Regions from separate parts of the Homo sapiens genome. Here region 2 is linked to region 1. A link is a loop called in an ENCODE intact Hi-C map of the cell type or tissue named here. Cell type or tissue: HCT116. All regions are shown on one strand. Links, peaks and the distances in the headings refer to the core of each region. The heading gives the core; the rest is flanking DNA.

Region 1 (11,341 bases), core at 1,970-9,969:
GGGGCAGGTGCGGTCCCTTCTGCGGTTCCTCGGTCCCCTATGGGGCGTGAGCATTGGAGCGTGTGGTTTCTCAGCTCCTTCCAGCTCTGAGGCTTCTGTCCAAGCAACCCAGGCAGTGCCCAGACACAAAAGATGTCCCTCGTCTTGGGCTGACAGGGAGAGCTGGGCACAGGCTAGCCCTTTCTCCGTTTCCCACTTCACCCGCTGGCTCCTGCTCAGCCTTTAACTTCTCCCCAAATGCCGCCTTCTGCGTGAAGCCTGCCGGGGTTTGGTGGTGCCACTGCTGCTGACACACACCCCACTGCCGTGTTCTCTTCGGCCGTGCCGGGCACTCCTCCCGTCACCTGTCATCCTCCCCCCGGGGCACGACCCCCAGCCCTCGCCTGTTTGACCGTCCCAAAGCCGGGGGTGGGAGCGGGAGGCATTTGGCGAGGTCATGGAGGGAACAGGGTGGTGAGCCCGGCATGAAGGGCCCTTGCTGCGGGGTCCTCGGCCCTGCCTGGTAGAGAAGGGTCATGGGACATGCAGTCCGGCCTCACCTTTGGAGTCTCCACCAAGACAGCCGAGGACTCAGAGAGGCTTGATCTGTGGGACAACAAACCAGCGCCTCTGCCTGAGCCCCCATCCTGACTCCCAGGTGGGGACGCTGAGTCCCTGGAGCCACACAGAGAGTGCTGGAATGGTGGTGTGACCTGAGGCTGCCCCAGCCCTATGGCCAGCACTGTCCTCCCTGCACCTGGCCTGAGGCTCTGTCCCCTCCCCAGTCCCCACAGCCAAGCACCCTCTGTGGAACATAGAAGCCCAGTAACTGTAAAATATGTGGGTGGTCCGAGCCGGCTGGTTCTGGAGAAAAGGAGATGGGATGTTCACCAAAGAATGTCAGAGGAGAGCGGGCTGGGAGCAAGGGCACCTTCATCAAACAATGGTTGGCACAGGAGGTGGGAGCAGAGTCCTCAGATCCACAGGCCATGGGGGCAGGTGGATTCCTTCCCGCTGGCTGCTCCCACCCCTGAAGACCAGGGACATGTGGGCCGGCGGATTCTGCAGTGACTGGTGAGCCCTGACCTGCTCTCATTTGCCCTGTGTGGCAGGATTTCCCTTGGAAAACACCCTTTTGGTACTGAAAGTCACCTCTCTGATGAGCTCCACAGTTGGCTCTAACCTGTTCCTGCCTCCTGGGGTTGTCGGGTGCCAGGGCAGACCTCTGGGGACCCACTCACAAATGTGTCATCTGCCAGGTGGGCGGTGCCCATGCCCTTGACCGTGAGGTCCTCATTCCCATCTGCAGCCTCCTCGTAGGAAACCAGCAGGGCCCTCAGCTGCGGTCTGACATCTCCTGCCAGGTCACGGTGGAATGGGAACCCTGGTGGCATTTGGGGGAGGGTCGAGGGTCAGACTGGAGCACTGGGTCACAACCCACCTCAAACACGGCCTGCAGAGCCCAGAAGACCCCAAGCCAGCTAACAGAGAACATGAGGCGGCAGCAGCGTCTTGTCAAGCAGCCGCCCTGGAGTTGCCAGGGGCCCTCGCCTCGGGTGGCTTGCGGGGCTAACGCTGACCCAATGTGAGCCACACACAGGCTCACGTCTGCTGCATTTGTGCCTTGCAACGTCCCGGCGTGACCAGCAGAGCCATCGCTCTCTTTTTAATAAACAGGGAGTTGGTGAGGTTGTGAGCTCTGTCCAAGACCACAGAACCACCACGAAACAAAGCCCAGGTTTCACAACTCCAAGGCCTGGCCAGCTAAAAACCCATTCTGCTCGCCACCCATCCATCAAGAAACCCGTCAGCCTCAAAGTACACACTCCAGCACTCACCTGCTTCGCCAAGGCCAGGTGGGCCTGCCCTGTCACTGCTAGCCATGGGTAGACATTTACATTTAAAGTGACAAGAATTAAATACAATTTAAAATTCAGCTCCTTAGCTGCACCAGCTGCATTTCCAGAGCTCGACAGTCACGTGTGACTCATGGCCACCTTACTGGACAGTGCAGATCTAGAATGTTCTGCCATTGCAGGAAGTTTGGACAACTGCAATAGCCTCTGCCCAGCCCCCCACCGGAGGAGGCTTTAACACATGTAATGAGGGGTCTGCCGGGCTTCCCACGTCCCTCAGGCCCCTGCTCCAAAGTCCCCCGCTGGGGAGGACGTCCCTGACCTCCACATCTGAGACAGAAGCCCCTCCCCACACTCCATCCTTTCACAGCTTTGTCTTCAGTGCACGTGATGTGGGATACGTCCTTCTGTCACGCATCTCACCCCGTGCAATGCAGGCTCCATGATGGCAGGAAAGGGCTCTGTCCTCAGCCCCAGGGCTGGGCACACAGCAGGTACTCAGGAGACAGTTTTTGAATGAGCAAATGAGATTTCTGTAGCTGTGATGGGTGTGGTGGTTTTAAAATACACCCCCAAACTCTGACACTCCTCCCTCAAAAGCTCCCTTCTTGAGTGTGGGCTGGACTCAGGGACATGCTTCTAATGAGTAGAGGGTTGTGGGCACACTAGCGTGCAGCTGCCAAGATGAAGTCAAAAGACACGCAGGCCTGCCTTGCTCTGCTGGGATCACTGGTCCCTGGGGAGCTGGTTGCCATGCTGTGAGGACACACAGGCAGCCCATGGAGAAGCCCGCATGGCAGATGCCCACGGCCTCCCACCAGCAGCCAGCACACACTCTCCAGGTGCAAACGTAGAAGTGGACCTTCCGGCCCTGGGGGGGCCTGCGAATGATGGCAGCCCCACGGACGCTGTGACTGCAGGACCACAAGGCCCACACCATCGTACTGGGTGGCTGTCAGACTCTGGGCCCCAGGAACCATGGGGAGGGTAAGTGTTGAGGCAGCAGCTGCTGAGTTGGGGGTAGTTTGTTATGCAGCAGTGGATGACTAATACAATGGGCAAGGGCTTTCTCCCAAATGCAAACTGATCGTGCCATCCCAATTCCTTGGCCCACATTCCCTTGGGAAAGACATCTGCTTTCCTGTGGGCATTTAATCCTGTGGGATAAACATTAACTGTGTACCTTCTATGTATCCAGCACTGAGAATAGAAATATTAAGAATCTAGACTAGTGGGGGACTTAGCATGAAGAAGCTGCCCCTGCTCGCTCCTGCTCTAGTGGCCAAAGCCCTCCTCTGTGTCTGTACAAAGAGGCAGGATCCCGCGGTGAGCCATGGTCCGTGCCACTGGCTTCTTCCTTTGCACCTGTGCTTCCTGACGTCTTTGCTCCACTCGGAGGCCAAAGGGGCAGCTTCCCCTGCAAGTACAGCTTTATCCGAAGGCTAGAAGGGTAGGGACAGCCAGCTTCCTAGGTGTGATGGCCTCGGTGATGAAGTCCAAGATTAGATCTATAGGGAAGTGAGCGCCAGCCAGAAGCATCCCTGAAAACGGTCAGTGACCAACACTGATGGACGAATTCCAGCCGCTGAACAAGACAGTCATGCTCTGGGGAGCCCAGCTCAGACATGACCCAGGTGAGAGGTGGCTGCTTTTCAAGAGCAAGTCACCCCTCCCAAGGCATCTCCCTAAGGGCATAAGCAGCGCTCCTCATGCCCCAAAGAGCAGGAGGAGCCCACAGGGCTCATGGAGGTGTGTGCACTCTCAGAAAGAGCTTTGGCATCGGACAAAACAGTGCTCAGTCTCCGGCTCCTGCTCTGTGTGGCCTGGCTGTGTGGCCTTGAGCAGTTGGTGGAGCTCTGAGCCTCACTTTCCTATCTGTGATGAAGGGGTGATATCACCTGACTAAAGGGCTACCAAGACAATTTGGGCAGAGCAAGGGGCCTGTCAGTGAGTGGCCCACAGCAGCCAACCTGTAGGCCCTGTTCCCTTATTGCTTCTTTCCAGCTATTTTTGGTGGTCACTCCTGGGTGGACACCACTCCACCAAACTCAATGGAGTGGCTGGAGGGGAAGTGGGTTTTAGTTGGGGCTGTCGGCCACTCCTGGCCAAGGGACAAGGTTGCAGAGTTCATTCTGAACGTTGGACATGTCTTGAGGTGGGGGTACCTCTGTCATATTATCAGACTCCTCCCATGACTGCTCAAACCCAAATTTCCCCCCGATGGCTTTGCTGAACTAGGCTGGGATCCTTGCCCTCATGAGAATCATAGACGTCATTCAGAGCCAGCTTTTGCACCTGACCTGACCCAGGCCACCTCTCTCCTTGGCACAGGCTGCAGGTCTTGTTCTGGGCCAGGCCTGCTAGCCTGGTGGTCCACAAAGGTAGATGCTGTCCCGACAGGTACTCCACTTCTAAGAGCAACTTCACGCCATCAGCACCACTTCGGGCAAGCCATGCCTCTCTCTAGGCCTCAGTTTCGCCACCTACACACAGAAAGGCGAGGGCTGGCCTCACAGACTCCAATGTCCAAATGCAGATGGATAAGTCAGAGCACAGGTCTCCAGGAAAAACAGAACATTACTGATGTGGCCTGAGATATCAGATGTCTGTGGATCACGACGCAGCCTCCTCTGGGCAGAATAATTCCAGTTTCCCAAGTTAATCATCTTGGGAGCAAGTGTCTGGGCATCAAGTCCTGCTCGGTGTTGTCTCTGGAGCTCCCTCCTACCTTCCCAAACCCACAGAGGCTGTCCTGACCAGTTGACATGGAATATAAATTACTCCAGAAGAGATTTCCCTGGAGACAGCTCAGGGTGGGGGACCAATGAGAGACTCATGGGACCTTTCCTGACGCTCTGGGCTCTGTTCTCCTTTGCATCTCGGGACACCCCGAGGTCTCAGAGCAAGAGCCCTCTTCCCCCTTTTCTTCAAACGTCCATCTGCCATTGTTAGCTGGGCCCATGCCCTCTCGAGGACTGTTACCACCTTCATGCTGAGTCTGACGATATGACAGAGAGACTCTCACCCCAAGACACGTCCAACTTTCAGAATCAACTCTGCAACCTTGTCTCTTGGCCAGGATCAGCCGACAGCCCCAGCTAAAACCCACTTCCCCTCCAGCCCTCAGATCACCTTCTGTTCCCCCAGAAAATCCTCCCTCACCCACAGCCTCAGAGCAGATTATCAGTGTGAACTGAATCATGGATTTTCGCAAAACCACCCAGCGGGGCCCACGAACACAGCTATAATTAGCAGCACAGTCCCGGTGCAGAGGCTGCAGGTCATGCATGTCCAGAAAGGCAGGCCCTGTCACCCCCTGGGCCGCCTCCTGCTTTTAGCTCTCCAGGCTGGGGGATTTTGTTTGTGCACACTGTAAAAATTCACGCTCATCTGAAGGCACGTTCCATGCACACGTTATTTATTGTGAGATCAGCGTGCGATTACAACACAGCCAGCTGTATTCTGAGAACAGGCGGCTTGCGACCAGAGAGCCGCGCCTTGAAGCCCATCACCTCCTCGCCCACATGCGTTTCCCGTCAGATCTGAAAGGCGACAAGGGGAGAAAGACAAGCCCATCCATCAGCCTGCACCTCTGGGGCCTACGTGGCCCAGAGTTCTCCGAACTCGTCCAGTGTCCACAGCCCAGCAACACGCATGAGGGCTGAAGAAAGAGAGAAATACCGTTCCCTGGGACAGCGACGTGGACCAGCCCCACCGATTCCCTCCCCGCCCGGGTAACTCACTCCATGCTGTGTCCTTGGCCTCCTCTGACGTTACGAAACCCAACCCTGCGCTTTTTTCTTTGCTGCCTTTTAAAGACAGAAGAACAGCTGACACTTCCCTTTCAGCCGGCACCGTCCTGGCATGGGGAAAAAGCAGATGGAGGCAAGTCAATTGACATGTTGACAAACCAGTGGATCGGAAAATAAATCTACCCTGATCAAGTCACAAAAGCACGGGGAAGGAGACGCCGGGGGCAGCGCGAAATCCCGGGCACGGCTGCCTCCCGCCCCACGCCCAGGACCGGGAAGGGCCACGCAGCTGTGATGTTTTTCTCTCCAAAGGGAATTAATCATTTCCAGACGCCGGCCCAGCACCTGGTGCCCAAAGCCATAGGCCTGGGAGCTGTGCAGGTCTTGCAGGCAGACGACACCACTTAGCGGACGCGATTTCTTCCCTGGTCCCACTGCCTGGTGCGTGCAGAGAAACTACTCCCAAGTGGGAAGTGAGTGGCTTGTTGAGGCTTGGGACAAAGCTCAGGGGTGTCCCAGGTGAACCCCCTTCTCTAAAACAAGCAGGTCCCTCCCTGCTCCGACACTGAAATGACATCACGGGGCACTGAGGACGTGAGGCCCGTCCCCGGCTGCTGCAGTGCAGTGCCACCTGCAGGCCGTGTGGCCTGAGCAGGCTGTGCCATCTCCAGGCCTGCAGTCTCTCGTCTGTAGGAAGAGGATGATCAGTAGCCCAGCCTTGGAGGTTTGTGTGGCGGAGGGGGGAATAAACCAAGTAACCAGGGGCGGGAGCTTAAAGAGTGATTGCACCAAGCCACACTCTGCAGGTGCCGGGCCACGCTGAGGCCTGAGTGTTTGTGTCCCTCCACATTCATTTGTTGAAATCCTTAACCTCAAAGTGATGGGATTAGGAAGTGGGGCCTTCGAGAGGTGACGAGGTTAAGAAGCAGAGCCCTCATTAATGGGATGAGTGCTTTATAAAAGGCCCTAGAAAGCCCCCTTGCCCCTTCCGCCATGTGAGGGCGCAGTAAGTTAACCATCTATGAGGAAATGGGCCTCACCAGACACTGTCTCTACTGAGATCTTAATCTTGGACTTCCCAGCCTCCAGAACTATGAGAAAGAAACTTCTGTTGTTTATAAGCCACCTAATTTATGTTTTTTTGGGGTTTTTTTAGAGACAGGGTCTCGCTCTGCCACCCAGGCTGGAGCACAGTGGTGAGATCATTGCTCACTGCAGCCTCAACCTCCTGGGCTCAAGCTATCCTCCTACTTCAGCCTCCTGAGTAACTGGGACTGCAGGTGCACACCACCACACCCAGCTAATTTTAAAATGTTCTGTAGAGATATGGATCCTCCTGTGTAGTGCCCAGGCTAATCTCGAACTCCTGGCCTAAAGTGATCCTCCAGCCTCAGCCTTCCGAAGTGCTGGGATTACACGTGTGAGCCACCATGCTTGGCCTCCAATTTACGGTATTTTGTTAAAGCAACCCAGATGGACTAAGACAACTCTCATAATCAATATCATCATCCTTATCATCACCACCGTCACCACCATCATCACCATCACCACCAACCCCACCACCACCATCTCCACCACCACCATCACCACTACCACCATCACCACCATCACCACCACCACCATCCCCACCACCACCATCACCACCATCCCCACCACCATCACCACCACCACCATCACCACCATCCCCACCACCATCACCACCATCCCCACCACCATCACCACCATCACCACCACCACCATCACCACCACCACCATCAACACCATCACCACCACCATCACCACCACCACCATCACCACCATCACCATCATCACCACCACCATCACCACCATCACCACCACCACCATCACCACCATCACCACCACCACCATCACCACCACCATCACTACCATCACCATCATCCTCATCATCATCACCATCATCACTATCACCATCATCACCATCACCTCCATCATCACCACCATCACCACCACCATCATCATCATCACCACCACCGTCATCACCATCATTATCATCATTGTCATCACCACCACCACCACCATCACCATCATTACCATCATTGTCATCACCACTATCACCACCATCATCACCATCATGATCATCACCACTGTCACCACCACCATTATCAACACCATCATCACCACCATTATCACCTTTATCACCACCATCATCACCATCACCACCATCATCATTACCACCATCACTGCCATCATCATGTGATGACTCTCAATACTGTCCTCATCATGTGTGACTTGGACTGTGGACCAGCCCCTCGGGCTCTGCTCTGCTGACCTGTATTCTTTGTCTCTTGCTCCTGAGAAGCTGGGAGTTGAGACCCAGTAAGGTGTTGTAGAGACACTTGTGACCCCAAATTCCATGAGACAGAGGACCTCCCATTTTCTTTTCCTTATTACCGCATGTCATCTTCCTGCACAAAGTAGACAAGACCTTGATGTCTGTCTCCGTTTCCCAAAAGAGTTACCAAGGGGGTGTTTTCCGAACTACCTGGCTCAGACTTCTTTCCCAGCATGGCCTGGTGAGTGCCAAGGAAAGGAAGCTGAGGCTCTACCAGCAGCCTTAGACCTGACACAATGTCCCTGCTCCATCTCCCTGCAGGAGCCATGCTCACCCCGAACGCTTCCACCAGCTCAGGCTGCATGGTTTCAACAAGAGGAATTTGTTTCTCATAGTTCTGGAGGCTGGAATTCCAAGATCAAGGTATGGCTGACTTGGCTTCTGATGAGGGCCCTTCCTGACTTCCAGGTGGCTTCCCACAGTGTCCTCACAAGGTGAAAGAGGGAGCTCCAGCCTCTTCCTCTCCTTGTAAGGACACCAGTCCCATCATGGGGTCCCACCTTCATGGCCTCATCTAAACTTAATCACCCTCCAAAGTCCCCCCCTCCAAATACCATCACGCTGGGTGTTAGGACTTCAATATACAAATTTGAGAGGGAGACAATTCTGTCCATAGCAGGCCCCTGGGGTCCCCATCCCAGCCAGAGTAACCCCACAGAAGCTACCAGTAAATCTCCAAAGCCATCACCATAGCCCACCGAACATTTCACCTCTGCCTGCGTTCTGAGAGTGGGACTTGTTCATTGTTCTGTTTTAATTCTCAGCAGGGCCTATGACCATGTCTGATGTTCAGGGAATGAAGAAGTGAAGAAAGCAGGAATGAATGAAGGAAGGAAGCAGCCCCAGCAATTGGTTCCCAGGCGAGAAGCTGGTGGGGTTCTGACTTCTATCCCGATTCACACCCTTTTCTCCTGCCCTCAGGGCGGTCCTTCTCCTGCTCTTGTTCATTCATCCCCTTCAGCCCTTTCGTATTCTCTTCTGTAGCCGAACCACAAAAAATAAATACATTAGAAATGTTTTCCGAGCTCATCGTGTCAATTTCTCTGCCCCAGCCCAGTGCGGTGGTTGATGCCTTTGCAGCCCCCAATTGCCAGGGGCACCTTGTGGGCATCTAGATCTCCAGACCTCAAAGCCAGCACCCACCCAACTGCAGGGTGCTGTCTGCTCTGTACGCATTCCGAGAGCTCCGTGGCCTGGGCCAGCCCCAGCTGGAACCTCGGGTGCCCTTCACTCTTCCAAAAGAGGCTGTTTGCTTTCAAAGAAAGGAAAGAGTAGAACTGCAGACTGCATTTGGCTACACAGCCTGAGACTCCTGGGAACAAAATAACCCACACAAACAAAATCCACAAGGAGCCCCAAGCCTTCACTTCAATCCACTTGGCTCTCAACACCCTCCTGGTCTCATATTTTCCTTTCTGTCCTTCAGAGGAGGGTAGCTAATAAGACTTTGTCTCTTGCCTCTGGTAATTGTTTCCTAGTGCCCCTAGCACTGCTATAACAAATGACCACTGACTTAGAGGCTTCCAACCACACACATCTAGTCTCTCCCAGTTCTGGAGGTCAGAGGTCCTAAGGTCCAGGTGTTGGCAGGGGCTGGCTCCCTCCGGACACTCCTGGGAAGAGCGATGATGAACATCTATTGTTCTAAAGTCCAGTTTGTGGCAGTGTGTTACAGAGGCAACAGGAAACTGATACTCCATAGAAGTCAGTGGGAAAGTAAGACTGCAAAAGGTCACAGCACTCCCGTTTACTCAACATACTTCCCTAGTTCAAGCCAACACCCTCCTCTGTTGAGTTCTCCAACAGCCTCAGCTTAGCCTCTATCTCAGCCTACCAAATGCAACAGAGATGCTTCTAAGACACACTCTTGCCTGTGTTGCTTCCAGCCTGGAGTCTTCAATAGCTCCCCATTGCCCTTAGTACAAACACTGATCTCAAGCATGCATTGTGAGGACGTGGCTGTGTGTGATCCCTGGATTTACTTCTCCAGTGCATGCTCTTCTCCCTCTCCTTCCTGTCCTCCCTCCTCCACCTCCTGAACACAAACCTCCACTAGTTTCACAAACACGCCACCTGTCCTGTTGCATGAGTTAAGAGGGTGAGTGCCTGGTGTGGTGCCGGGTGCATGGTGGGGCTGTGCTGGGACTGAGCAAGGTGTCACCTCTGGTTCAGCCACTACCCAGGCAAGTGCCAAGGGTTTCCACTTTTCTCCTCTAAAAATGACAATATTCGGCCTGAAATTAGCCTTAATGGTCTACCCCACTCCTGTGAGTTTACAACAATCAAAACATTTTGGGCCAGGAAAAAAAGTTGCCCAGAAAAATGAGAAGGTTTTGGCCTCGTGTAGCCAGATTAGCTGTTTGTGTGGCTTGAGACCCGTCCACTGGTCTAAAGCCCCCAGCCCCATGTATGGGTACCCATTTTGCAGCACAAAGGGTCAAGACAAGGCAACAAGAGAGAGAAAAGTAGAGGAAGTAACAGGGTGGGTGGGGTGGGAAATTGTGATAAGGATCTTGAAAGTTCCCCAGAGTCTGGTTGCCTCCTGGTTGGTTAAAATTTCTGTGCATTTTTCTTTTCTTTTCTTTCCGACACAGTCCCACTCTGTCACCCAGGCTGGAGTGCAGTGGTGCAATCTCGGCTCACTGCAACCTCTACCTCCTGGGTTCAAGCGATTCTCCTGCTTCAGCCTCCCAAGTACTTGGGATTACAGGTGCCTGCCACCATGCCCAGCTAATTTTTTGTATTTTTAGTAGAGACAGTTTCATCATGTTGGCCAGGCTGGTCTCCAACTCCTGACCTCAGGTGATCCACCCACCTCGGCCTCCCAAAGTGCTGGGATTACAGGTGTGAGGCACTGTGCCCAGCCTGTGCCTTTTTCTGTGGCAACAATTAGCACAGAAAACAATTCCCCCATAGGAGCGTTTCCCCAGCACCCAACCTAGTGCCTGGCACACAGTAGGAGCACAATAAGTGCATGTGGAATGGTGGATAAATGAACGTGCCCAGTGCTTTTCTAGAGAGCACGTCCCAGGGGCATGCAGACACGCATGTCCAGGTGTCCAAATATCCTTCCCCAACTCCAGTCAGAGAGAGACCATGAGAGACCCCAGCTGGGAAGAACCATCACATCCCCCCATCAGAGACCCCGGTTGGGAAGAACCATCACATACCCCCATCAGACCTTTGCTCCCCTTCTCCTTTGTGGGGCTAACACCCAAGCATTACCATCCTTATCCCTCCAGCTCTTACTTCTGGTGCTATCTGGAGACATGCATTTGGGTTGTTACGATCAGAAGTGACAGTGGCAGCTCTGCACTTGGGAAGGTCCAACAGAGGTATAATTGAGTCAGTGCAGCCGACTGTTAGGAGCTACACTTCCTCGAGGCTCCAGAGGCTCTCTA
Region 2 (11,341 bases), core at 1,968-9,967, 93 kb before region 1:
CCAGTACAGACCCCTTCAGGTGGGAGAACTTTCTAGACAAAGCCCAGAATCTTGGCAGGTGATGGATCATCATTTCCCTTTCCATTTAGTAAATAAGTCCACCCATTCATCTATCTACCTACCCATCCATTCACCTACCCACTCATTCACTCATTCATCCATCCACCTATCTATCCATTTACCACGTACCGATTTAACCATCCATCCATCCATCCACCCAGTCAATTATTCATCCACCTAACTATCCATTCATCCACCATGTACTCATTTAACCATCCATCCATCCATCCATCCATCCATCCATCCATCCAATTACCCATCCATCCATTCACTCACGTGTCCACCCATCCATCCACCCATCTTCCTGTCCATCTACCCATTCATCCATTCATCCACCCATCTACCTATCCATCCATCTACCCATCCATTCATCCATCCATCCACCCATGTATTCATCCACTTGTCTACCTATTGATCCATCCATCAGTCTATCCATGCATCTATTCGTGCACCCATCCACCCATCCATCCATCCACCCACCATCCACAGGCCTCAGTTTGTTCAGGAGAATAGAAGGGAAGTAAATTTATGTTTCTGGCTGCTGGTAGAGGCCATGCCATTGATCTCAATCTTTCTGTGTGAAGGATGAGGAAGACCCCAGGGCCTCCCCAAGGGCATTTAGGTGGAAACTGTCAGGATCGTGCTCCTCAGAGAGACTGTCTAGCGGACCAGTGTCCGATAAAGGATCCAGACAGGGGGATTTAAAGTTCCTGGTGAGCTGGATGGAAATCAAATTCTGTTAGAGGTTTTTTTTTTTTTTTTTTTTTGATAACACAGGGTGGAGACAGCTAACATATGGGGAAAGTGACTCAGGGCAGAGTCTGGAGAGCCTACGAGTGAGCAAGTAATGAGCACAGTTTGCCCAGAGCAGGAGGCGCTTCACAATGGGCAGACTTTTCCAGTCAAGGCCACCGAGGCCTGGCTGGCCACCATCACCCCAGAAGATTCCAGCTCCAAATTCCAGCCCACCCACCCGACTTAGCTGTACGAGGCTTCACTCAACCCGTTTTCTGACCCTTCCCCACGTGCGTCACACATGTCACCACAATGCTTTCCAGTGAAGCATCTTCACACATGTTGGTCCCCGGACCCCACTGGGGCCCTGGTGAGGTGGGTTTATCAGTCTCAATTCATAGATGGGAGGGTGGAGGCCTATAGATGCAAAATTACTGGTCCGAGTTTACAACAGGGACTCACACTCAGGCCCTGCTACCCAATGTCCCGGCTCCTGTGGCCTTGGCTCACCTGGGCCACCCTGCCCCAGTTGGAAATGCATGGTCCTCGGTGCTGGGGACCCAAGCATCGGCTGCTGTCTGGTCAAGGCCCCTGCTGGGACCACGCACACCAGGCAGCTCAGTGCTATGCAGCACCCACCCACTGCAGGTGACTCCAGGGCCCCTTCTGGCTCCCCCTCTGCCTCTGGAAGTCCCCTTTGCTCCATTCTCCAGGCCCCACATGGCACCCCCTTGCCTTAATTGTGACCCGCATATCCAGATCCACTTCATGTTCTCCAGACTCCTGGGACCTGACACCAAAGCCTCGGTCCCCAAAACTGTCCTACCACAGAATATGTGCCTCATACCTTCGGCTCCAGCCCCTTCCCTGGGCAGCCAGCAGCCATCAAGGCTGAGCCCCAGAGGCCCTGCCTTCTTAGAAGGAAGGACACAAAACAGAGGGGTCTGAAGGCACCACATCAGCTCGCCAGGGAGGACGGACCTGGGTGGTTCTTCTCTCCCCAGAAGGGAGACTGAGGCCCAGGAGGACTTAAAGGCACTCCCAGGACACCCAGACGCAGGGAGGATCCAATATGGCGGCTCCATTTCCTTTCTGCTGATATTCACCGAGACCACCAGCAGCCATGAGAAGTGCTTCCGCACGGGGCTCCCTCAAGGTCAAGGGCTATGAAGGGGGGCGTCTGCATGGGGTGTAAGACGGATACACAAGTGGGAGAGTCTCTAACTAGGGAGGCAAGTCCAGTTCCTGACTGTTCCTTATTACCTGGAAGACATCAGGCAAGCCGCGTGCTGAGCCCCGGTGTCTTCATCTGTAAAACAAGATGATGGCTGCCCGATGCGAAGAGACGAGGTTCTGCCTCCCCGGCAGCAGGACTTGGCGAAGGACAGAAGTTTATGAACGCGTCTTATTGAGGGGAAAGTGGGCTGGGAGGCTAAAGCTGCTTCTACGTCCGATAGCTCAGGATTCTGGTCAAAATTCAGCAAGTGCCCTTCATGCATCAAACAAGTGTGTGTAGTGGGGACCAATGTGCAGCAGCCGAGCCCCTGGAGTCCCTGCTGGGCAGACACCAAGCTCCTACAGAAAAGTCTGAACAGGAAGCTCATGGTTTCTGCCCACTGGTGCTTCTGGAGAAATCTCAGGGTCCAGGTGGGTCTGAGGAGCCAAGAGGGGAGTGGGGAGCCCGGACTGCCCCATCTATGTGGGTTAGCATCCCTTGGCCTGCTTGGCTCCAGGTGTGTCTCCCAGAGGGAAGCAGAGGTGCCGGACGGACACACACCTGGAGCCCATCCAGTCACTCAGCGAGACTTCCCAGATACCCCATGTGGCAGGAGCTGCCCTGGACATCAGGCAGAGAGCACTGGCCAAGGCTGACGCGCTCCGATCTGGTTTTGTGGGGAAACGTGGGTTTAAACCCACACAGGAATGGCAGGCAGAGGGATCCCTGGAAAGATGCTGTCCTGAAGGTGGGGGTGGCCTGATGTCCACTAGGTCATTTGCAATCAGGGTCATGAACAAGTGGGCACCTCCTAGATGTGACTTCATTCACTCATTCGTTCAGCAGACATGTATTGAAAACCTCCAGCATGTGCCACTGTGGTGACCACAAAATTGGGCAGAACCAGATTGGGCAGAGCTTCTGCTGTAGTTGAGGTTGGGGGGTGGTGGGGATGAATAGATGGGACCCAATATCGGTAATTCTACTTAATGCAGAATGCTCGGTACTAGGATTGTTCAGACTCTCAACATTTATTTACATAGAATTGTATATAAAGGAATAGAGCCTCAGATAGAACTTTCAGGAATGCCTCAGAAAGGAAGAGACTAACATCTCGAATTGTGTGAACCTGAACATGGCTCTGAACTGTCATGGCCCAACTGTGACAGGGATAACAGATCTGCTTAAGGAGGGGACGTCACCTGCCATGCTGGAAACAGACTTTCGAAAGGCTCCCAACACCCACTCCTTTTCTGCCAAAAACCTCCCTTTTTCTGTCCCTTTATGGAGGCAGCTTATGAGGAAGTGAGAAGTCCAAGAGACAACTTTGAGATCAAGGGCACCGGAAATTTTGCCTTTCATCTGAAAGTCCATCAGCTGCACAGGAAATCTGCAGCCAGGCAGATGCCGCGACAGTGGTGCAGCGTACATATTAGCTCCTGCTGGCGTGCTAAGCCGCGGTGCATGGCTCCCGGCACTCTAAGTGCCTCACTGCTCTCAGAGGGACTGAGCTACAGACAGCTCACCCACGATGTCCATCGCTGCTGTCTGAGCTCTGAGGGAGCGGCTCACAGTTGTGACTTGGGAACAAACATCTTTCCCAAGTAGTGCCCAGACAGAGTGTCTCCTGTGTGCTCTGACACAGCCTCAGGCTCCAGACAATGTCCATCAGCCTAAATAAGAGGCTGAGTCTTCTTGGCCCGTGAAAGCTATTTTCTGGTTAGGCAATGTTGCAAGGGATTCCCTCCTCACTCCACAAACATACAACAGACACACACTTGGGACATAAGTGTGCATATCTGGTCCATAAATCCTACCATGCGCATCTGCCAGTTTCTGCATTTCTAACATCTGTTACCAGGACCTTAAGGCACGAAGACCAAGAGAGCTTAGGAACACATTCACTCCTACGCACCCTCTCTCTGTAGTCAGACTACCTTGGGAACGATCCCAGCTCCACCACTCACAAGTGACTTCATTTCTCTCTCTCTCAGCTTCTTCATTTGTAAAATGAGTGAAATAACACTCATTGCTCATGGAGTGGTGATGGGAGATTAAATGAGCTAATTTAGGTGAAGCACTCAGCATAGTACTTACTTAACAGAGAACAAACACTCAATAACTCGCAGTCACAGATCGGTGTAATTGTGTTATTTTAATCATCATCATCATATCATCATCACCCTTGTCATAATAATCATCATCATCATCACCATCATCATGATCATCACCATCACCATCATCACCATCATCACCCTCATCAACACCCTCATCAACACCCTCATCATCATCATCGCCATCACCATCATCCTCATCACCATCATCATCACCATCACCCTCACCATCATCACCATCACTGTTGCCATTATCACCTTCATCATCATCATCACCCTCATCATCACCACCATCACCATCATCAACCTAATCATCATCAACACCCTCATCATCATCATCATTGCCATCACCATCATCCTCAACACCACCGTCATCACCATCACTGTTACCATCATCACCCTCATCACTATCAACATCCTCATCATCATCACCCTCATCACCACCATCATCACCATCACTGTTATCATTATCACCCTCATCATCGTCATTATCATCACCACCACCATCATCACCACCACTGTACTATAACTGTAGAGTCACCAAGAACACTGGATGTATGGAGTGTCTGCTTTATGCTCTTTGTCATTAAATGACTTTCTGGTACTGTTGCCCTTAGTGCTTCTGTTACAAGTGCTCTCTCTCTCTCTCTCCTGTGAAACTCTGGTCACAGGCTTTTACTTTTATTTGTCATCCTTTTATATTAAAGCCCCTCTGGTACATAGCTTTTGACATAGGAAGAGCAAGAGCCTGGAAGTCAGGAGATTTGGGCTGCATACTTTTTGGACAAGCAGGTCTCAATCTTTCCATCTATGCAACAGGGGTTACATGAGACAGTATCAGGGGTCCCGTCTAGCTCCAGCATTCTAGAATTCCTCTTGGCAGAAGAGCTTGTTTTTGATTCATTGTGAATTCCTCAAACACACATAGCAGGTGTTCATCAAGTGAATGCTGAATTAATGAATAAATGTGATGAGTATAAATGTCAAGAGAGTGATGCAATAAATATCATAGAGTGTAGCCTTGATGATTGATAGATTTGGATAGGTGGATGGGTAGGAGACAATGTTCTTGGCAATAAAAATGGGGTGAACAAAGGCAAATATGATAAATAAAAAACAGGTAGGTCCTGCCATCAAGGAGCGTGAGTGACAGAGTAGAATAAACACATGTGAAAACATCCAAGTTCTCAACATGCGTGCCTCCCTGGCTCCCTCTCTCACAAAGCTACTGGGGGCATGCTCCATGAAAACAAGGGAGTAAACCAAGAAGGTGAAGGGCATGGATCTAGGAAGCAGGAGATTCAACACAAGAGCAAGGTACAGATACTCCCCGGTAAGATGGAGAAAGGAGACTCGCAAAATGTTGACTGACCACAGGGCACGGAGAACATCTAGTCCAGATTGGAGCAGCAGGAGGAAAAAGGTTTCTCCACAAAGATGAAATGGATAAATTATCTAGTGTGTTTGAAAGTCTTGGGAGGAGATTTATACAACTGGAGTGAGTTTGGGATTGAATTAATAAGTGCACAGAAAAGCAAGCAAACAAACCAGCCAATCACAACCAACCGACAAAAATCTCAAATCATTTCTAAAAAACATGTGCAATAAAGAAAAGGAAATGACAGTACTCAGTAAGCCTCAGTTATGAATTACAGCTACGTGATCACCATGAAGTCAGCGCTGGCCATAAGGCTAATGCGGCAGGGTGAAGGAAGTCTAGCCTGGAGCGTGAATGCATAATGCTTAAAACAGAACTTCAAGAAGTAGCGTCACACCAGCATTCATAGCAACATGAAGACCGGAAAGGGTACTGGGGGTGGGGGCTGGACCTGGGAGGGATGTTGTTTCTCATAACAAGCCTTATAGAACTGTTCAATGTTTTAAGGCTTTAAGTGATGTGTATTTATAATTGTGATAAAATGATCCACCAGATAAAAAGTGAGCTACAGTTTTGCCAGCATGGGATTGATAAAGAAACTGAAGTTCAAGGGTAGCAGGTGCTACAAGGTGGGGAGACTTGGAGCTGTTGTCTCCCCCTAGTGGTAGTGGGCAGTGGTGCAGCCTTTTGGAGGTGGCTGGGCTCCGCTGGTGCGGTTGTACACAACCACTGTCTACAATGCAACATGCCATATACATGTGCACCTAGAGAAACCTTTGTGCCACACATCAGGAGACTTGTGATGCTCAGAGCAGTTTCACTGTGACAGCAAAACACTGGAAACTCCTGTGTCCGTTGACAGGAGACTTGGGTAGACAAATTGTGGCACATTCACACAAGGGTGTATTATACAGCAGTGAGGATGAATGGCCATCGGCTACGGACAACAACCAAGGTGCACCTTAGAAACTGAAGATTCGGTGAAATAAAGCAAGTCACAGAACAGCATATGGCCTGGACCCTACCATGTTCAGAAAAGCTTTAAAAAGCAAGAAAAATCTAGTGTTTGGGGACACTAGTTATAGGGTAGAACTGTAAATAAAAGCAAAAGAATAAGAAAAACGGGACTTAGGCATTCCTAAGCTCATTTGAGCTGCTGTAGTCAGATGGTCTCATACACACTCCCCCTGATGTGGCTCCACCCACATCTCCTCTCCTGAGCGAGTTCCCCAGAGCTCAGTATCTGGGAGTCGAGGGCCTCAGGGGGACTCATGTGACCTGGATGGATGCAGTATTATAAGACACAGAGGCAGAGAGGGGCCAGGACAGGGCCACAGGGCAGTATCTGTCCTGTTCTGTGGGCCACGCAGCACTGGGAACATGAAAGTACTTTTCTGTTCCTTCTAAAGCTCACAGCAGCTCACCTGTCAGTCATTGGGAGCCTCTTCCCAGCCAGCCCCTGCTGAATGATGGCATCTTGTCAGCACTGAATGCAGAATGTTCCTGTCCTCCACATTCCCTCCCCCACCTGCACTGACAAAGCCCTGGCAGGGGCCCAGGCCAGGTGAGGGGCCATGTCCTCTCCCGATGGCAAGTGGCTCAGATCAGCAGCCAGAGGATGGCATGTGGGAGCTGGCTCCTGCAGATTGGCAGGAAGGTGTAAATACCCGGCGTTCAGATGGGGAGAGGATGGGGCAGGGAGAAGAGGGCACCAGCGAGCTCAGAGCAGACAGGCAGGTGCAGAAAGGCCTGGCAGCCACCTGAGTATAACGGCAGATGTCAGCAGCCAGGCCGTGGCTCTCCCAGGACTCCAAGGAGCGAATCAATCTTGTTGCACAGTTAGCTGCCGCTGAGGCCCAGGAGCCTGAATCCATTCAGGACTCTGTGGTGAACGGAGTGGGGGCTTCTTAGGAAAACAACTGGAGGGACCTGTGACTTTGAGAAACTCATCCGTCCCAGGCAGGACAGGATGCACAAAAACTCCAAAAGCCAAAGGCAGTTCCCAACAGGGGAATGTGCTCCATCCCCAGCAATGGGGCACGATGGAGGCACCGAGTGGGCTGGGACTGGGGCTCCTGGGCTAAAACACAGGTGGGTGGTTCTGAAAGGAAGGAGATGGCGATGCTCCGGGCTGTGGGTCCGATGGGGGCTGAGCAGACAATGCCAGAGTGAGCGGCCTTCACAGGGTCAGCAGGAGTCTCATGGAGGGATGAAGACATCTGTAGCTGAGGCCTTCTTGTGGCCACAGGCCAAGTGGCACGAGGGCCCCTCCCACATGGAAAGCATTTGCCACCACTGCACTGTGACGAGGGTGGCCTGGGAAGCAGCAGACAACATGGTGGCCCCTGCCAGAGGGCACTCCCAACCCCCTCACTGCCCACCACTCAGAGAGGGCCCAGGGACATCACCAGCTGGCTTGCTCTCCACCGGCCCCACGGAGGCCCTGAGCACCTCCCCACCGTGCCGACGCTTCCAGCGTGTCTGAAAGGACATTACATGGACAGACCACAGCTGTGGGCAAGAGGGTGCCAAATGGGCCACAGGTGGGCCTCGGGTCCTGGGTGCCGTGTCAGCTGCTGGAAAGGCCTCACCTCGTGACCAGGCTGACCCTGCTCTTTGTGGCCCTGCCCACGCTGGCTGTGGCAATGCCTGGAAGATTCTGCTGTGACAGTGTGGCCTCCCACACTGTCTCCCCACAGCCCCTGGCTGCCTGTCTTCGTCCACCAGGGTGACCATGGCTGCTGCACCTGCCTGATCCCCTGCACAGATGCCGAGGGTTAGAGACCGCTCAGCAGTGGGCCCTGCTCAGAACTCTCTCCTGAGGGCCTCACCTGCCCTGGCAGGAACCCTCATGTACCCAGAATAGCTCCATTGCGGGAGGCGGGGCTGATGCTGCCTGCCTACCACAGCTCTGGGGGCAGTTCTCCGGGCACACGGGCCTTTGGCCCAGATAGCAGCCCTGAGACTCCACAGTCAGTGATGGTCATGGGCACGTGTGCCTTGGGCTTCTTGGGCTGAAGCTGACGGGTATGAGGCATGTTAGGCCAGGCATGGGCAATGCGCCTCCCCCTAGCCTGGGAACCTGAGACCCGGCCCTAGGGGAACCGGCTGTGGGCTCAGAGTCGGCTGCCTGGACTCCCAAGGATGATCTCTGTTGGGAAATAACATCTCAGTGCAATCAGCACAAAACAAAATTCTTCCTGCATGAGCCTGGGACAGTGGCCTCCCAGAGTGCCAGCTGGTAGAGGACAGATGGCCCCTTTCAGCATCAGGAATCCATGTGTGGGGACCTGCGGCTCAGGCCAAGGCTGAGTCTCACTCCTCACCAAGGCCCCATCGCCCTCCTGCAGAGCTGCCAGGGGCACGGCGGAGTGTGCCTGCAGGCCGCACACCACGGAAGGCCCTTAGCACCTGCTGCTCTCCTTGGGAGGACCCACCCTGCAGAGTGTTGGTGGTGGTGAATTGTGTGTTGGTTTTTACAGGAGCCTGTTCTTTTTTTTTTTTTTTTTTTTGAGATGGGATCTCCCTCTGTCGCCCAGGCTGGAGTGCAGTGGTACAATCACAGCTCACTACAGCCTTGACCTCCTGGGCTCAAGCGATCCTCCCACCTCAGCCTCCCAAGTAGCTGGGATTACACCAGGCCTAGCTAATTTTATGTATTTATTTTTTTGTAGAGATGGGGTCTTGCTATGTTGCTCAGGCTGGTCTCAAACTCATGGGCTCAAGTCATTCTTCTTGGGATGCCCCAGGATCCCTCGGTCGAAGAGACCATCCACTTCAGGAGGCTGGGATTATAGGCGTGAGCCATTGTGCCCAGCCTGGCGTCCATTTTTATTTAGCCAGGGGCTCTGTCAGCAAACTGAGCCAAGAGATAATTGCTCAAACCTAATGGCAGCAGCAGACCTTGGGCACTCAGGGTCTACCAGCCTCCGCTGACCTCGGTCACTGGGGGTCTACCAGCCTCCGCAGACCTCGGGCACACTGGGGGTCTACCAGCCTCCACAGACCTCAGGCACACTCGGGGTCTACCAGCCTCCGCAGACCTCGGGCACACTGGGGGTCTACCAGCCTCCACAGACCTCAGGCACTCCGGACACACTGGGGGTCTACCAGCCTCCACAGACCTCGGGCACACTCGGGGTCTACCAGCCTCCACAGACCTTGGGCACACTGGGGGTCTACCAGCCTCCGCAGACCTCGGGCACACTGGGGGTCTACCAGCCTCCACAGACCTCAGGCACTCCGGACACACTGGGGGTCTACCAGCCTCTGCAGACCTTGGGCACACTGGGGGTCTACCAGCCTTCACAGACCTCGGGCACACTGGGGGTCTACCAGCCTCCGCAGACCTCGGGCAGACTCGGGGTCTACCAGCCTCCGCGTTCACAGCTGAGCTACCTTGGTGGGCCATCCGGAAAGTGGCCAGCCCTAAGAATCCGCTCCAACTCCTCACACCCCAGAGAATCATGAACGATATCCAAAGTAGGGAAAAGCCTAGAAAGTAATGTAACAGATACCCCCAACCCACCACCTAGAATTTTTTCCCAGCATTTTATTGGGAAAATTTTCAAACACACAGAAAAGTTGGAAGAATGGCGTAGCACACATCCAGTGACCCACTGCCTAGGCTCACAGTTGTTGACGTTTTACTCTTCCTGCTATTACAAATGTATTGACTTCTCCATCCCTCTCTGTTCATTCATTCGTCTTATTTTTTGATGCATTTCAAAGTAAACGGCAGGTGTCCACACACCTCCCCAACACACTTCAGGGTGTACTGCGTTAACCAGAGTTCAACATTTGTTTATGGTTGCTTTTTTTTTTTTTAGTTAAAATGTGCACATCACAAGCGTACAAGTCAATGGGTTCTGACAGAGGCGTTCCCTCGGGTGACTGAAATCCTGTCAAGGTATAGATGGTTTCCATCACCCCAGAAACGTTCCTTCCCAGTCCCCTCCCCACCCCCTAGACGACTGCTCACCACTCAGCATTTGCTCCAATAAATGTCAACGACTAAAATAAACAATTTGTGCAGCCGGGTCTTGAATAATTAGAAATGGGAAAGTGACTTTCTCCTGGGTTTGCCAACTTCTTGACCTAATGCATTGGCCAAACTCCGGAGGGAATCGCTGGGGTCCTCCTGCTCCCCGTTAAGCTAAATGTCAGGATACTCTGGATTCCTGGGGCTGCTCTGGGAGCTTGAGGGCTGCCAGGAGGTAATGCGCTCCCAGAATGCTGCACTCCCTGTGTGGACCTTAATCAGAAACAAGCCCAGACAGCTGCTTTAGGAGGGTGGAGTTTTTATAGCCGCAGTGAGTAGCTGCATCCACTCCATCGAGGTCAGGAGATGTCTCCTGCTCTGGTAACAGGGATGACCCTTTACGGGTGAGACGTGCTGACAATTGACAGTGAGGCTCTTCCCTGTGGGACTCTGCTCTGCACTGCATAAAGCTGCTTAACGGCTGAGCAGATAAGGGGCTGTGTCTGCAATCCGACGTCTCTGCAGCTGTGTGGAGGAGTCTGGCGACATCCCCCAGCTCTTATACACACTCCCCTCTGTGCATGTTGGCTCCAGATGGTCACCACTGTGTCTTCTGCAAGGTGAGCATCTGAAGGATGATTACCTCCACAGCGGGGGTCAAAAGGCCAGGGCCCAGGGCAAGGTCCAACAGGCACTGCGGGCATGATTGTTTCACAGTGACCTCAGCCTCCCCGCCACACCCAGACACACCCAGGTCCCTCTCAACACAGCACCAGGCGGCTGCCACTCATCACCCAGGGCTGACTTTTGACATAAACCCCACTTTTCACCCTGGAACACAGTGAGAACACAGGCCC

Evidence for each region. Peaks named below come from ENCODE experiments on the same cell type or tissue, not always from the same donor. Only the 100,000 strongest peaks of a DNase experiment are listed, where the experiment ranks them.
Region 2: it touches region 1 in a loop (11-fold over the local background); 2 of 110 quality-filtered maps call a loop at or near these places.

What each region holds. Positions count from the first base shown.
Region 1 is chr16:88,189,103-88,200,443 of GRCh38, reverse strand. It overlaps LINC02182 (long intergenic non-protein coding RNA 2182), which reads right to left and starts at 6,163. Exons shown (of 3, transcript NR_110944.1): 1 at 5,933-6,163; 2 at 5,579-5,694; 3 at 5,227-5,377. It also overlaps a transcript of ZNF469 not described here. RefSeq lists enhancers at 5,346-5,878, 6,087-6,381. In HCT116, for the core only: CTCF peaks have their summits at 6,021 and 6,221 (motif pointing left); a DNase peak (open chromatin) is centred at 6,193.
Region 2 is chr16:88,282,285-88,293,625 of GRCh38, reverse strand. It overlaps a transcript of ZNF469 not described here. Among named protein-coding and RNA genes, the nearest start is that of LINC02182, 94 kb to the right of the region's middle. In HCT116, for the core only: a CTCF peak has its summit at 6,168 (motif pointing left); a DNase peak (open chromatin) is centred at 6,145; H3K27me3 peaks cover 1,276 bases.